Regions from separate parts of the Mus musculus genome. Here region 2 is linked to region 1. A link is a loop called in an ENCODE intact Hi-C map of the cell type or tissue named here. Cell type or tissue: left cerebral cortex. All regions are shown on one strand.

The links. A loop is a pair of places that touch in the nucleus more often than their neighbours do. Peaks named below come from ENCODE experiments on the same cell type or tissue, not always from the same donor. Only the 100,000 strongest peaks of a DNase experiment are listed, where the experiment ranks them.
Region 2: a loop joins it to region 1, with 2.0 times the contacts of the local background. A loop is called at or near these places in 4 of 42 quality-filtered maps.

The regions. Positions count from the first base shown.
Region 1 is chr10:79,982,969-79,990,968 of GRCm38, forward strand. Tmem259 (transmembrane protein 259) reads right to left here and starts at 1,292. Exons shown (of 11, transcript NM_001003949.4): 1 at 942-1,292. The coding sequence starts at 1,163. Cnn2 (calponin 2) reads left to right here and starts at 5,632. Exons shown (of 7, transcript NM_007725.2): 1 at 5,632-5,772. The coding sequence starts at 5,710. It overlaps Gm26243 (a small nuclear RNA gene), which reads left to right and starts at 2,538; the gene lies at 2,538-2,644. In left cerebral cortex, CTCF peaks have their summits at 1,698 (motif pointing right) and 4,237 (motif pointing right); DNase peaks (open chromatin) are centred at 900, 1,415, 1,713, 2,055 and 2 more places; H3K4me3 peaks cover 4,573 bases; H3K27ac peaks cover 4,935 bases.
Region 2 is chr10:80,241,164-80,249,163 of GRCm38, forward strand. It overlaps Pwwp3a (PWWP domain containing 3A, DNA repair factor), which reads left to right. Exons shown (of 14, transcript NM_023431.5): 12 at 1-37; 13 at 634-722; 14 at 2,423-3,981. The coding sequence ends at 2,480. It overlaps n-TFgaa3 (a tRNA gene), which reads right to left and starts at 7,873; the gene lies at 7,801-7,873. n-TNgtt7 (a tRNA gene) reads left to right here and starts at 7,996; the gene lies at 7,996-8,000. It also overlaps a transcript of Ndufs7 not described here. In left cerebral cortex, CTCF peaks have their summits at 3,909 (motif pointing left), 4,664 (motif pointing left) and 6,910 (motif pointing left); DNase peaks (open chromatin) are centred at 3,858, 4,667 and 6,894; H3K4me3 peaks cover 391 bases; H3K27ac peaks cover 32 bases.

The DNA.
Region 1 (8,000 bases):
GGAAGGAAGATGGAGCATGGGCTCATCTGCAGCCAATGAACTGGGGCCTGAGGGGATGCCCACAGCTGTCTTGAGCTCAAGCTAGATCTACCTATGAAACCCCCGAACGCTCAGTTCTGAGAAGCACCAGGAGTGAGTCCCAAACTCACCAATGCCCTCCAATATCAGCATGCCAGCCACCAAGCCATGACCCCAACACCAGAAGGCCCAGGCAGCTCCTCAGAGAGAGCCTGGTGCCATCCCTCGAGTAGCCTTTGTGACCGAGAACCGGGATCTCCCGGGAGCACATGAAGAAGACACAGCCAGGGCAGGTGCTGGCTGTAGAGGTCCCTGGCCAATCTGGCTGTGACTCTGTGGCTGACCCTAGTGAGATGACCTCACCCAAAGCCACAGAAAACCTGGCAAGAGTCTGAAAACAGTGAAGTAACAGAAAATTTGAGCAGTGACACTGGGGGGTAGGGGGCTGTCCCCAGGGGGTTGGTTCAGGGTGTGCTGGAATGGGACTGACTAGTAGAGACTGGACTGAGAGAATCAGGGTAGAATAGAAATGACAGGCGGGACAGGGCCTCCAGCACAGGAGGTGGTCTACAGTGGAAAGTCAGGAATGGAATGGAAATGACCATATTGTTCTCAGTGGAGGTGCAGGACAGGATGGGAGTGACAGGTGGGAAGGTGGACCTCGAGTCCAAAATCCTACTCCAAGAGGACACTGGGCTCTGGTCTTGAGTGGAAAAATTTGGGGCCTAGGCTCCCAAGTGGCAGACTGAGGCCAAAGGGCAGGAGGCGGGGCCTGAGAGCTGAGGAAGTGAGGACCAGAGATAGCATCTGTAAGAGTGGTATCAGGGTATCCAGGCGTCAGGAGCCAAGTGGTAAAGTTGCCGGGGGTGGGCGAGCGGATGACAGCTGGGGTCAGGGGTCAGAGGTCAGGGGTCAGAGGTCACCTTGAGCAGAACGAAGAATTCAAAGAGGCGGCGGAAAGCAGGTGGGAAGAGGCGTGAGTAGGTGACGGCCATCTTGAAGAAGAGAGCGTGGAAGAGCCGGTCGCGCACGTTGATGAGCGGGTTGGGGTTGAGATTGGGGCCGCGAGGGCCGCGCACGGGCGCCGCGCCACCACCCCCGCCGCCGTTGGGCCCGGGCCCTGGGGCTGCCGCGTGCTCCGACATCACCGCCCCGCGTCACCCCGGCGGCCGCCGGCTGACCCCCGCCGCGTCCCGGCCGCCGGATCCCCCCCGCCGCCCCCGGCCGCCGCCGCCGCCTGCCCCTTTGCTCGCGTCCGTCCGGCCCGCGACGCCGGCGAGAGCGCCGGGCCAGAGCGCCGCCCGTGCGCGGGGCACGCTGGGATCGCCGCGGCCGCCCGAGGAGGCCGGGCTTCAGGGCCGAAAGGCGGGCACCACGAGTAGTGGGCGGAGCCTGACTTTACACATTTCATGCGGGTCGCCTCAGCGCTAAAGGGCAGAGTACCATGGAGTTCAGTTTATTTTCCTAGTGCTCCTTCAAGCTTTGTCCGGTCTCGTTTGCAGTGAGCTTGCAATTTGCAGGGGCTACACGGAGTGCATTAAAGAGCAGCCCCGTTTGTTTGCATATATTCACTCCCACATACTGTGGCACGGCCTGGGGTGGAGTCGTGTGTCACGATTCATTTGCATTGAGCTTTATCTTTATATATGTGAGTACACTGTCGCTGTCTTCAGTCTCACCAGAAGAGGGCATCAGATACACCAGAAAGGAGTTGTGAGCCACCATAACGGAGGCTGGAACTTCAACTCAAGATCTCTGGAAGAGGCGTCAGTGCTCTTAGCCATGTCTTTAGCCCAGAGCTCTATCTTAAGCATTGAGCGGCAGTGTCGGGTGTAATTCGTTTGGTTTGTGGAGGGATCCAGGTTAGCGGTGGGCGATCTGTGGGGCGTGGTCTCAGAAACAAGCTAAAACATTTGCATCCACCTGCGGGCGGGGCGACGTTGCCCGTCGTATTTGTATATGGTTTCCTATTGGCGGAGAATTAGAGGGGGCGGAGACGCACTTAGTAAGGCCTATTTACATAGGGCTTCACTCTGGCCACAGCCTCACTTAGGGGCGGGGTCTGCTGAGGACTCATTACCCACCCTGCCCTGGGAGGCAGGGCTTCCTAACTGCTCATTAGCATAATGTTTTCATTGGCGGCCGCAGCGCTGAAGGGCGAAATTCCATGGATAGTTTACTAGCAGACAGTTTCACCATCGCACCAGTATCACGGATTCCGCGCTGATCCGGCTACCACTGAGGGGCGGAGCCTCGTAGTGCCTGTCTAATTTGCATATGACTTCCCAGAAGGCTTCGCTGGCACAAGCTTCTCCCAGACAGCTATATTAATTAGTTAAATGTGAGCTTTCACGCGGATAGATAATTATTCTGAGCGGTGTTATGAGTGGTAGCCTTTCTTTTTGACATGTGAAAACGTTACTTTATCCAAACAAAAACAAAAAAAAATCATAATTACTGTATGTGAAAAGTAATTTGCTTCTCTGCCTTTAAATACCTGAGGCAAAAAACCGTCGCTTGTGCTCGCTTCGGCAGCACATATACTAAAATTGGAACGATACAGAGAAGATTAGCATGGCCCCTGCGCAAGGATGACACGCAAATTCGTGAAGCGTTCCATATTTTGTTTCATCTCAAAATAACGCAATTGACCCTTTGAAGTCTCCTTTTCTACTATAGCTGCCACATTCCCGTACAATTTGCCTGAACAAGGGCATTTATTGACCGGTTACTGCGCACTCGAAGGAAGCTGTCTGTTTTTAGGACGCAGCAGAGCTGTCTCTGTATGCACCGTGCCCTAACGTTGTGCGCCTTCTATATACCTCCAGCTTGAAGGAAGGACTAGGAGCATCTGTATGATGGAACAAGATGAGAATTTCTGCATCCGGACTGGGCGGCCAGGAAAAGGGCGGGGCGCTTTACCGGCTGAGCGAAGGGAACCCCTCCCTCCTAGCTTTCAGATACCCCAGAGTCACCGTCTGCTGTTACCCAGAGCACCTTGCAACACAGTAGGCACCTAATAAATGTACCAGTCTTGAAACTATTATGGAATACACTTGTCACTTGTTTGAAAATAGGAAACGTCCCTGGGTGACCCGAGCTTTAGAAAAACCTAGCCTGACCTTCGTGGAGAAGCAATGGGGTTCCCTCCAGCACAGGCCAACACGTCAGTCAGTCATATCGCTCACGACCAGAGCAAGCAAGGCTTGACTGAGAGATGGGATTTTACTTTATTTACTTTTTGAGTTTGTGGTCTTTCCTTGGCTGTTCTGGAACTTGCTCTGTAGAGCAGCCTGGCCTTATATTCACAGTGATCCTCTTGCCTCTCTCTGCCTCCGGAGTGGTGATCTCAAGGGCATGGTCACCACACCCACAGCAGAAGCACTACCACCCAGATCCCAGGCACTGCAGAGATGGTCTGTCCCCCGGAAGGTGTGACCCTGGCAGGGAGAGTCATCCTGGGGCCCAGCCAGCTTCCAGCAGCTAGGGCCAGAATTCTTAAGATTTTTGACATCTATATCAGCCGCCCCAAGAGGAGTTTGCAAATATTAACTCATCTGATTTTCAGACAAGGAGCCTGGAGTTCAGAGAGAGCTGATAATTAGTGTCACACAGTGAAATGGGGAAGGAGGATTTTTGTTTGTTTTTCAATACAGGGTTTCTCTGTGTAGCCCTGGCTGTCCTGGAACTCACTCTGTAGAGCAGACTGGAGTCGAACTCACAGAGAACCTCAAGAGTGCTGGGTGGGACTAAAGACGTGCCACCACCACCCAGCTACATGGAATGTTAAATTCCATTCATTTTCGATCTCAGGACAGAGTTCTAATACACTAAGCTGCTAGAAATCCAGAATCTTGGGATCTGGGGTGTTTGGGGTTTTGTTTCTGGGATTGTAAGTCACAAAGCAGCAGGGCCAGGGTTTGAATGTGGCACACAGTCCTCTCGGCATGGAATAGTTTTCCTTATTTGTTCTTATTTCTCAACCACTTCAAAGCTCAGAAAGCTCTTCTGAGCTCAGGGGCGGGACAGAAGGAGGGAGTGGCTGGCCTTGCTGCTGGGCGGGAGCAGAGATGTGGCTATACTTCACAGCATACACAGTGTTTTGTTCAAATTTCAGCCCCTGTTAAGAAAATGAGGGAAGTTGGACTCATCTACTCATTTTTTTTTTTTTTGAGTGCCTGTCTGCGCACGACGCGCATGCAGTGCCTACAGCGGCCAGATGGGGGCGTCGGGTCCCCTGAAGCTGGAGTCACAGAAGGCTGTGAACACTGGGGGTGTGTGTGAGGGCTGTGTATGTGGATACAGGTGCGCTGCAGATGGAGAAGAAAGGAGGCGAGGAGGGTGGGCTGGGGAGATGGCTCAGGTCTGGGGAAATAGCTGCTCTTGCAGAGAACCTGGTTGTGGCACCTGCAGTTGCTGTCTCAGTGCTCAGCACAGTGGCCTGGATGCCCTGATACCCTGCTAAGCCTGTGTGCACCCCACACAGCATGGCCGCTCTTGACAAGTGCTTTCTTTAACTATTCCAAAAAGGTCTTCAGTGTCCCGACACCTGGGGCTTCCTGCCTGGTCACAGGAACCTGTGTTGTCCACAGTTTGGGACCATCTGGAGTCCGGTGCTCCACTGTACAAATTCAAAAACTCCAGCAGAGCCCAGAGAGGAAGGATTTGTCTAAATCACAGAAACCCAGAGAGGTGGGAAGAAAGCCACCCTTTAGAAGTATCCAACCACTGGGCGTGGTGGCGCACGCCTTTAATCCCAGCACTTGGGAGGCAGAGGCAGGTGAATTTCTGAGTTCGAGGCCAGCCTGATCTACAGAGTGAGTTCCAGAGAAATCCTGTCTCGAAAAAACTATGCTTCCGTCCTATGGCCAAGGCCTCTCTGTCAAGCCCTGAGACTCCCAGCATCTGTCTGCCTGTGTTCCGTGGGGCAGGACCAGCCCCTCAGGAATCAACTTGATCCATCTACAGACTCAGGTTGAGCTCAGGCACTTACTGAAAGGATATCATCCTCAGCCACTCCACCCTCACACAGTCAGCCAGCAACCCTCAGCCCTTCTGGGAGCCCCACCCCGACCTCCAACCGATCGCCTTCTCCCACCCTCCATATTTTGCACTTGGTGTTCTAGCAGAAAGCCTTTTCCCTTTGGACTGAAAAACTCATCCATCAGTGCTCCAGCTCCCGAGGCCTCCTTCTCTGAGAAGCTCCCCTCGAGAATCCTGTCTATGCCGCCCCTGCCCCTTCCCACTGAGATGTTTGGAGAGGGAGCAAGATTCTGGTAAGTGCCGGTAGTGGCAGAGAAGGTTTCTAGCCAGATTTTAGGATTTAGGGTCCCACCGAACAGTTTTCTGTCTCTCACTATGATACAGGAGGAGTAAACTGACTTCTGGCCCAGGTCGGAAGCCCACGCCCTTCGCTGCCTCAGTTTCCCGCAACTACAAACGGGACGGCGGGCCCCTCCTGATCGGCCGGGATGCTAGGGTGGCTCCGGCGGGCGGGGGTCCCGGCGGCCGAGGGGGGCTCAGGAAGTCGCGGCCACAGGAATTCGGCGCTTCCACGCCTTATAAGGACATTTGCTCTGCCAGCCAATCGGCGGCGGGGGCGGCGCTCAGCCCCGTCCCGGGCCGTCCGCCCGCAGCCCGACCCTCTGCCGGTCCCGCTGGTCCTCCTGTCCCGCTCCGGGGTCCCGCGCCATGAGCTCCACGCAGTTCAACAAGGGCCCGTCCTACGGGCTCTCGGCCGAGGTCAAGAACCGGGTGAGTGGGTTGCGGGGCTTGCCAGCCTCGAACGCACGACCAATGGGAGCGGGGCTCGCCAGCCTCGAACGCGCGACCGATGCATGAGCCGGGACAGCTGGGCTTTGCTTTACCCTGATATCCGGAGGGTCTGGGGTGCTGTGGGAAGCTGTGGCGTCTGGGAGGCTGGGGACCCATTTTATCCGCATCCTGAATGTCACCTCCAGCCCCGCCCCTGGACCTCTCAGTCCCCGGCGCCCCGGGCTTCCTGCACTCTGTGCCCCTTGCAGGATGTAAGAAAGTTAAGGTCCGGGAGAGAGAAAGCGAGCACACGAGCGATCCGGGCGTCTGAGAGTGCCCCCTGAGGCCCCATCTTCATTACCTGTCGAAACTTCCGTTTCATCTAAGCCACTTAAGTTGGGGACAGGGAAGGGGGCGGGGCCGGTGGCCTTCTTAACAGGGTGTGGTCCGTTCCAGGACTCCCACACACACCTGGGAAAGGGCTCACTGAGAGGAACCGCAAATGCAGGAGAACACTGAAGTCACCAGTTTCGGAGGGACATCTGGGGAGCCATACAGCAAGGTGTCCTGAGCTGATGAGGGAGACACTGATCCCAGACTTAGGGGGCTCAGGCCTGACATCCTGAAACCTTCTAGATAGATCCGCCAACCACACGCACACACCTGGCACCTGGGAATGCAAGTTTCACAGTCAGCTAAAGCCAAGCAACCTGCCTAGGCACGCTGAAGCTACCAGTCGGACCCACCTCCGACTGGCACCTGCCAGGTCCCTACAAGTGACACGAGAGGCATACCTACCTCATGCCACCCATGTGCTATCCTCAGCCTGCTAGAGACAAGTTGCTATTTCACTTCCCACCCTGGGCTCAGAGAGGTTGCTCTAGCTCCCCAGAGACACACAGCATTCTGACGACCCTGCCCAATTCTTCCTGGACAGACTGGACATCTCCCTGGAACAGAGAAAGTGAAAGAAAGAGTCAGGACAGCCCTAAGGATAGAGTTTTAGGAGCTGGGTGGGGCCAGGGACAGGTCAGCACTTGCTCAGGGGATGAGCTCTCAGATCCCCTCCAACTGTGGAGCTGGGAAGTGGACCCCCCCCCCCCAGTAGCCTGCAGGGGTCACAGAAGGGTTGCATCGTCCACTGGGAGGGGGGATCCGGAGACTTTTCTGCCTGACCTATGTGCCTCAGTTTACCCCCCTAGCTGGCCCATATCCCGTGGGACTTTGTTCGGTCCAGTTGAGGAGCCTGGCCACTGGGGAACAGCTGGTCTTGATTTAGACCCGGGAGGCCACCGCATTCCTGGTAGTTTGTGGCCTGCGGGCAGGAATGCGCTGAAGGGCAGTGGGGAGGGAGGTGGCCGCAGCGGGCGGGACTGAGCCCCTGCCCTCCTCCTTGGTCCTCAGAGTGGCTAGGGACGTGGCACAGCTGGACCAGGCATGCTTGGCGTCCCTGGCCGACCCCTGTTCCCCTCTGGGCTGTCCTTGCTTTTTCCTGTGGGAACAGCTGCCCCGACTGCCCCTGCACCCAGCTAATCCCACTTCGAAGGATTTTAAAAGACAGGAAGGGGAGAGGGAGCGCCTGACAGCGAACTCTTACACAAACCAGTCCATATAGGAAACTGCCGGGCATGGTGGCGCACGCCTTTAATCCCAGCACTCGGGAGGCAGAGGCAGGCAGTTTTCTGAGTCGTAGGCTAGTGGTCTACAAAGTGAGCTCCAGGACAGCCAGGGCTACACAGAGAAACCCTGTCTCGAAAAACCGGGGGGGGGGGGGCCGGGGGACTGGCGGATGGAGAGATGGATGGGAGCACTGATTGCCCTTTTGAAGGACCCAGCAGCACTGTGACTCCAAAATCTCACACCCTCACACAGACACATAAAGTAAAGATTAAAAAAAAAAAAAAAAGAATACTGCACTCCTTTAATCCTGTGTGAATCTCTGACCTGGTCTATATAGAGAGTGAGAGCAGAGAACCCCCCCCCAAAAAAAAAGAAAGAAAGAAAGAAAGAAAGAAAGAAAGAAAAAATGAAAGGAAGGAAAGAAAGAGATGGGGAAACTGAGGCCAGGAGAGTTGAGTTTTTTTTTCACTGCCCACACAGGGCAGCTCTCCTGCTGCCTTGAGAACATGAGAGAAATCTGTAGAGGGAGCGCCCGCCGGGGGGCTCCCAGCGTGGTGCGGCTCCCAGCGCGGCGCATCGGTGGGAAGTTGAGTATGTAGGTCGGGCCT
Region 2 (8,000 bases), 260 kb after region 1:
CCGCATTCGCTTCATCTTGGATGTGCTGCTGCCCGAGGTGGGTGCCCCACATCCTCATGCTCAGCACCAGCAGGGCCTGGACAGTCTCCCTGCTGAGGCTTCCAGGAAGAAGCTGCCAGCCTGTGCCTGTCTGTCCCCGTGTTGCTGTGGGTGGGACATGCTCACATGAATCGGAAAAGGAAACAGTGGTACGCTGTGTGCTCATGGTGTCTCGGGCTGGCCTGAAACTGGGCACGCTCTCGTCTCAGACTCCTAAGGACTTGGGACAGTTCTCACCACCACACCTGACCCCTCAAGTCACTGTAACTACTACTGTGTGTAACTTTAAAACTGGGTGGTTTTCGCCGGGCGTGGTGGCGCATGCCTTTAATCCCAGGACTCTGGAGGCAGAGGCAGGCGGATTTCTGAGTTTGAGGCCAGCCTGGTCTACAAAGTGAGTTCCAGGACAGCCAGGGCTAAACAGAGAAACCCTGTCTCGAAAAAAACAAAACAAAAACAAAACAAAAAAAAAAAAAAACTGGGTGGTTTTGACCATGACCAGCTCCTAACACTGGAAATGGAGCCCAAGGCCTCATACATGTCAGGTTAGCTTTTTGTTCACTGAGCCATGGCCTGACCCTCATTCTTCCGCAGGCAATCATCTGTGCCATTTCCGCGGTGGAGGCGGTGGATTACAAGACAGCCGAGCAGAAGTACATTCGTGGCCCCACACTTAGCTACCGGTAGGTCCTCACATGGCCGTGTGCTGTGCTGTGTCCCCTGTTGTGACAGGACTGCCAAGCCCCTGTCCACAGGTAGTACAAGTGCTGTGTGTCAGTGCGCAGGTGTGGTAGGGTCAGCTGGGCCTTCTTTCCAGACAAGGGCTGGACAAAGGCCCAGGTCTGTAGGCTGTGTTCTGCTATGGGCTAGGCTGGCTGCAAGCCAGGAGGACCCTAGGGCAGGGCCACAGCCGCCTCTGCAGTCCTGGCCCTGTCGCGTGCTCTGCCCAAGACCCCTGTAATCTCCTTGTGAACAGCATTAAGGGCTCTGCCCCGCCTGCTCCCGTGTGGCTGATAGAGAGCACAGAGCTAGATTAAGAGGCAGTGTAGCCGTCAGCAGGGCAGCGGGTTGAAGCTGCCTGTCCTGTCGCCTACAGCACTCCTAAGATGTGTGGCCCCAGAGCCTCTAATCCACCTCTGGGCATGCTGCCAGACTTCAGTGGGAGGCAGGCAGGGCAGTGACAGGCAGAGGATGCCACTGCAGTCACAAATAGGGTCTCCATCCAGAGCCTCATCCTGGGTTCATTGCCTCTAAAAATAAGTTGGCATCCCCAGGAGGACGGTGGGACCACTGGCACAGGGCCTCCTGGTACCCAGGGCAGCCATATTAGGTGGCGACGTCCACTGACTCGGTCAAGAGTATCAGCTCCTGTCATTTGCAGGATTCTGACCCTGAGATAACATTGCAGCAAAGGCCTCTGTACAGACCCTCAGGCTGCGGTCCAGTCCCCAGCTCTCAGCAGTCACGGGCTCCATGCTAAGTACATAACTGTAGTGCTCTCATCCCAGCACTTGTGAGGTGAGGAGAAGCCTGTCTGGGCTGGAGAAGCTATCTCAGTCAGCAGAGTGCTGGGTGTTGCTGCCCCCAGGCCTGCTGTGAAAGGCTGGGGATGGTTGTGTGTGCCAGTTCCAGTCCTGGGAAGGGGTAGATATTCTGGGCTCAATGTCAGCACCCTAATCAGCAAATACCAGGTTCAGAGTGGGAGTCCCGTTTCCAAAACCAAGGTGGAGAATGAGAGACATGCTTGATGTCACCCTATGGCCTCCATATTGTGCATGTGTGTGCATGGATACCTGTGTGTGCCTGGTGCCTGTCAAAAGAGGGCCTTGGATGCCCTGGAAATGGAGTTAGGGATGGGGTGGGTGATCGGAACTGAACTCGGGTCCTGGGCAAGATCAGCAAGTTGTTCTAGTCTCTGAGCCATTTGTCCAGCTCCTGAAATATTCTTTAGAGCAAGGGTGATTGGGCAAAGTGAAGCAGAAGGATGTAAGATCAAGCCTGGGCTAGGTGAGTCTTTGTCACACACATAAAAAAAATCAGTCTGGGGCTGTGCTCAGTGCTCAGAGTACTTGTCTGCATGGAGCCCTCTGTTCCATCCCCAGATTCAGTGCAATAAAATTTACTGTCTTTGTATCTTGTGTGGCAGTCAGCAGCTCTTTCTGCCCCATGCCATTGCCCTAAAAGCTGAAAGCTTCCAGACTGCAGTGTCCCCATCGGTGCCGGCATTGCTGTTGGCTATTCTGCCATGGCAGAGCATCTTTCTTCTTCGTGGCCTGTTTCCTTCAATGCATAAATGCACACTCAGCCCATGCCACTGCTGATTGTTCTAGAGTCGCTGGTGCCCACTTGGTGCCTCTCACGGGCAGTCTCTTGTTTCTTGAAGGGAAAAGGAAATCTTTGACAATGAACTCCTGGAGGAGAGGAACCGACGCCGTCGCTGATGCCGCAGTCTGCACCTGGCCGGCCAGCACTGGGTGTGACCTGCCAGAGGCCTCCACCAGGCCTAGGAGTGTGAGAACTTTGACCTGTGCGTGGGTTCTACGTCTTCAGCCTAAGTCTGGGAGATCAGATGCCATCAGATGCCTGCTGCCATCTATGAACAGCTGCTTTCTGGAAGTTTCTGTGTGTTTTTGTGTATACATGTGTATGTCTGGTTTTATTTTTTTTAATTATTTTGTTTATAAATGCGTTTGAATGCATATGTGTCATAGTCATTGCACAGTGTGGCTGGCATGTGCGCTCTATGTCCCATGTTGCTTGGTGTGCCCGCCCTACAGACATTTCTGGAAAGACTGACCTGAACACGTGACTCCCAGAGCATTGACATGTTGCCCTGGCATTCATTGTTCTGCTTATTTCCTCTCCAGTTTCTGGAATCTTCTCTGCCTCTCCTGTGTGGTGAGCAGGCAGTGGGGACTCTTGCAGGAACAGTCTTTGCAGGTGGGAGATGTTAGGGAGGTGGGAACATGTTTGTTCACTGGGCTCCTTGTAGTCTTGCAAGGCCGGGCAGGCCAGCAGCGTTCATCCCCACCCCATGCTCTCTGTTCCCCTGCGCCCCCAGCCAAGCACTGATTACGCAGGGCTGCCACTGGCTTCTAGCCTGGCCCCACCACCCCACCTAAAAACCTCTTCTGGACCGAGGATGGTGGGGATGACAATAAGAAAAGGCAGATTCCTGCATGGTTGCCATGGATGCACGATCTCACCGTGGTTGTGTGGAAGCTCTGTCCACCCAGAGCGAGGGTGAAGCCACTAGTAGCAGTGGACAGCCCTATGCTGAGCTATGCCAGCCAGCTGCAAAGCCCATAGGATACTCAGCCAGGTGTTGGGTTGCTGGATATGGAACACATGGGTGTCCTTGACACTTGTGGCCATCCCAGAATGAGATGGGGATGATTAAGCATCACCCTAGACCCCTGCATCGGACAGCACATCGCGCCAGGATGGTATGAGATAGGTGAGTACAGACGTGGCCTGTCAGGACAGGCACAGCTGAGCAGCACTGTCTGTGGCCTCTCGACTCAAATTTCTCTACCATCTTTGTTGAAATTGGGGTCACGGAGAACCAGGTCAGAGACCTTGTTCAGGCTGCAGCTTGTCCTACCATCCATAGGGACCACCCGTGGAAGGGACACTGGATTTGAGGTATCAGAATATTGCTGTCAGGGCCTTCTGCCCAGAAGAGGCCTGATGCCAGGAACTCAGCTTCTTGTTGGCACTGGGAAATGGGTCTGCCCTTGGTCCATGTACAGCTCTGTCAGGGAGTGAGAGGCTTTTCAGAACCGCAAGAAACCCAGTGCAAGTTCCTCCTCAGTAGCTACAGTCTTCACTGCTGTGCCCGACTGTGGCCTTAAGAGTAGCTTCTCCTCTGACGCCCTCTTCTGGCGTGTCTGAAGACAGCTACAGTGTACTTACATATAATAAATAAATAAATAAATCTTTAAAAAAAAAAAAAAAAAAAAAAAAAGAGTAGCTTCTCCCCAGGACAGGCTTGTCTCACACTGGGAGTGGCACTTCACCTGGCCCCACTACTCCCCTGTGTGGTGGGCCTGGGGCAAACAACACCCTGCTTTCCACCTGGGGTCCATACACAGACCATCTTGGAGACAGAATGGTCACAAATTCAGTCAGGGCCTGCAGCATCTCCCTAGAGCAGCACCTTAAACACCCTTTAAAGCCCTGCATCCTGTGGGTGACAATGGCCTGTATTTCAACTTGTCTGGAGGCCACATTTCTCTCTACACCTTGGGTTATGATCTGGCTGATTTGGAGGGGCTGAGATACCAGATATGATTCCCTCATCCCTGTCTTGTCAGTGCCCCCCACATCCTCTGTGACTCCCACATGCCCCTCAGGGCCTCAGATCTCTGACACCAGATGGGTCACTTTTAGGGTATCCAAGGCCCTATAGTTGATGATAGGTGCATCACTGGCCAGCCTATAGGACAGGAATGTCCCAGTTGAAGTGGGCACATTCCCTAGACATTACCCAGTGTCCCACAGCTAGGATTCAAGAGGCCTTTTCTCCTCCTGTCCCATTGTGGTGGAGATAAGCCTGTGGCCTCTTCTGCCGGTTGATATTCCTTCCCTCCAAAAACCTCTACAATCCCTCGGCTCCCTGGTGCCATCTAGTGGTATTTTCCCACCTGTATCTCAGGGACCTTAACTCGTGTCTCACTGGAAGCCCAGGCACCACAAGGTAAAAAGACTCAGACTCCTCAAGAAGCAGCAGATGGGCAGCAGAGACATAGAGGTCCTGACCCAGGCACATTAGCGAGTGGATTGTGGATCTTTTGTGCCGTGCCAGGTGCTGCGCCACGCCATGAAAATGGGAAGTGACCCTAGGTCCATCTTGCCTCTCTATCTTGCACTGCAGTGTCCTTCCCCATCCACCCCTCCTCCCCTTCCTCCTCATCTCTTCCTGTTCCATCATCCCCAACTTTCTTGCCCACAGCTATCAAAGCCCCAAGCTGCCCTTTCATTCCCTCCTGACCTGTTCTTGTGATGTCCTTGAAGCTCTGGATTCCTGCCTGAGCACTACTCTGTTTGCCTGACTGCTGTCCATCTGTCAGGCAACCAGACACACTGACCAATCCTCCTCAAGCCACAGCTAGAGCATGTTTCCCAGAGCCTGGTGACAAGGAGTACTCGTCCATGGTCTGTAGATGGGGGGTAATCAAGAGGGGGCAGTTGAGGGGCTGGAGAGATGGCTAGTGGTTAAGAGCACTGACTGCTTTTCCAGAGGTCCAGAATTCAAATCCCAGCAACCACATGGTGGCTCACAACCATCTGTAATGAGATCTGATGACCTCTTCTGGTGTGTCTGAAGACAGCTACAGTGTACTTATATATAATAAATAAATAAACCTTTTAAAAAAAGAGGGGGGTGCAGTTAGTTGATACTACATCAGAGGCAATGGGATAAATATCATCAGGCTGAAGACCCTGAACTCGCCTGGACTTTTGCAGTGCTCAGAATGAACCAAAATCGTGTTCATGTCCCACCACCAAACCATATCCCACCCTTGTCTAGAATGTACTGTATTTGTTGTGGGAGGGGCAAGGCAAGTGGGTGTGGGAGTGGGTATGGGTGTTCGAACTTGTGTGTGAATGTGTGTGTGTGTGTGTATGTGTGTAGGTTGGAGAACATCTTTCCCTATGTGGTTGGAACTTAGGTAGTCAGGCTTGGTGGCAAGTGTCTCTGATATACTGAGCTATCCGGCTGCCTCTCCCACTGTTTAGTACCAAATGTGTCCCAAACACTATGTAACACAAAGTGGCCTCAACTCCACAGGGACCCTACTTTAGTCAGTGTGTCTCTTTGCCTCTGTCTTGAGACAAGGTCTCTATATGCAGCTTTGGCTGTCCGGATCTATGAAGACCAGGCAGGCTTCAAATTCATGCAGATCTGCTTGCTTCAGCCTTTCAAATGTCAGAATTCCAGGTGCTCGCCACCATACTCAGCTCTTCCTCTTACACAGCATCTACTAATGCCATTCTGGGAACCCCATGACCTCATCAAACCCCCCTCAGATTGCAGTCCACACAGGACTGTAGCTGTTGAGTTTCCAACACCTTTGCAGAGCTGGCACTGTGAGGACAGCAGGGGAAAGTGGGGGAAGCCCAGCCTAGGGGAGCCCTGGTAAGTGGGTCACTGCATCCTAGCAGCACACAAGCTGCCTTCACGCTGAAGGGCAGTGGTTGGGAGATGTTTCAGTCCCAGAACACCTGACTCGTATGTACAATGGTGAGCTCTAGCACCGGTAGATCTCACACATACACACGAAATATTTAATATCTAGTATGGCTCAGCTGGCTGTGGCCTACTTCGGCTGTCTCTGAACCAACTTTTTATGTTTTCTGTAAATCTAAAATTCTAGATGGGCAGGGTAGGGTTGAAGCCAGAGGCCAGTCTGGGTTAAAAAGTGAAGCTCTGACTCAAAATTGAGCAAACGAACAAACAAAAACCTAAAAGTTTATTTTTCTCTAGTCCATAGTTCTCTCCAGCCATACCCAGCCTTGTAAAACACACACACACACACACACACACACCCCAAAATAAATAAATCACTGAACAAGTGGAAATTAGTGGAAGAGAGTGCTACATGTATATGATTCTATTCAGTTTACAAATGGGGAAAATGAGACTCCTGCCCAGGCGTTACTGACTTTCTACCAAATGACAGCCACCTCCCATCCCTTAATGCCAAGCCAAGCGCTCTGGAAATAAGAGGCAGGGATAATGTGTGTGTGCGTGCTCATGTGTGTGTGTGTCTGCGAGTGTGTGTGCTCATGCAAATGTGCAGCATGAGCCATTGGTACCCATGCCTGGGACAACTTTCGGACTCCAGTTCTCTCCTGCCACCTTGTGGGATCTAGAGATCTAACTCAGGTCTAGCAGCAGTCAACTGCTTTTATCCACTGAACCAGTTCAGACCTTTATCATTCTCATTATCATGGTTGGCCTTGAGTTTGCTGTCTAGCCAAGGACTCCTAACTCTCCTGCCTCAACCTCCCCAGGGCTGGAATGACAGGCACGCCACACATGCCTTGTTTATGTGGTGCCGAGGTGGAACCAGGGTCTTCTGCGTGATAGGAGAGAGTGCTCACTAACCACCTACATTTATTCATTTTACTTTATTATTTTATGTGTGGGTGTTTTGACTGCATGCATGCCTGGTGCCTGGAGAGATCAAAAGAGCCATCAGAGACCCATGAATTGGAGTTTTAGAAGGTTATGGGATGCTGGGAATTGAATTCCCATTCTTTTGAAAGAGGAACCAATGCTCTGCTGAGCCATTTTAAAAAAATGTTACCTTTGGGAGGCAGAGGCAGGTGAATTTCTGAGTTCAAGGCCAGCCTGGTTTACAGAGTGAGTTCCAGGACAGCCAGGACTATACAGAGAAACCCTGTCTCGAAAAACCAAAAAAGAAAAAAAAAAAAAAGTTACTTAACAACATCATTACCAACAACAATAATAATTTTGGCTTTTTGAGAGGAAGAACTTGTCCTCGTACACATCCTCCTGCTTCTCTGGGGTGCTAGTCTGACAGGTGTGTAAACAATTCACCCCGATACTTTTACATTTCATAGTCAGTAATGGCTTTAGACCTATTAATTGGAAGAATGCAGGACTGATTGCTAATATGTAAATAGAACGTAAAAGTTCAACATTGGATTGGACTAATTCAAGACTGTGGTTCAAAACGAATCAAAAATCTCAAAAACGGAAGACAGGTTCATCAATGAGTTAAAAACACTTGCCGAAACCCGGGATCGAACCAGGGACCTTTAGATCTTCAGTCTAACGCTCTCCCAACTGAGCTATTTCGGCGACGCGCTGTTTGTCGGTAACACCCTCCCTCCGCCCCGTGCCATTGCTTTAGCGCGCAAGCGCACTTCACAATTTGTCTGTCAAACCTTGTAGGGTTATACTATAAGCAGCTGACTAATGTCGTCTC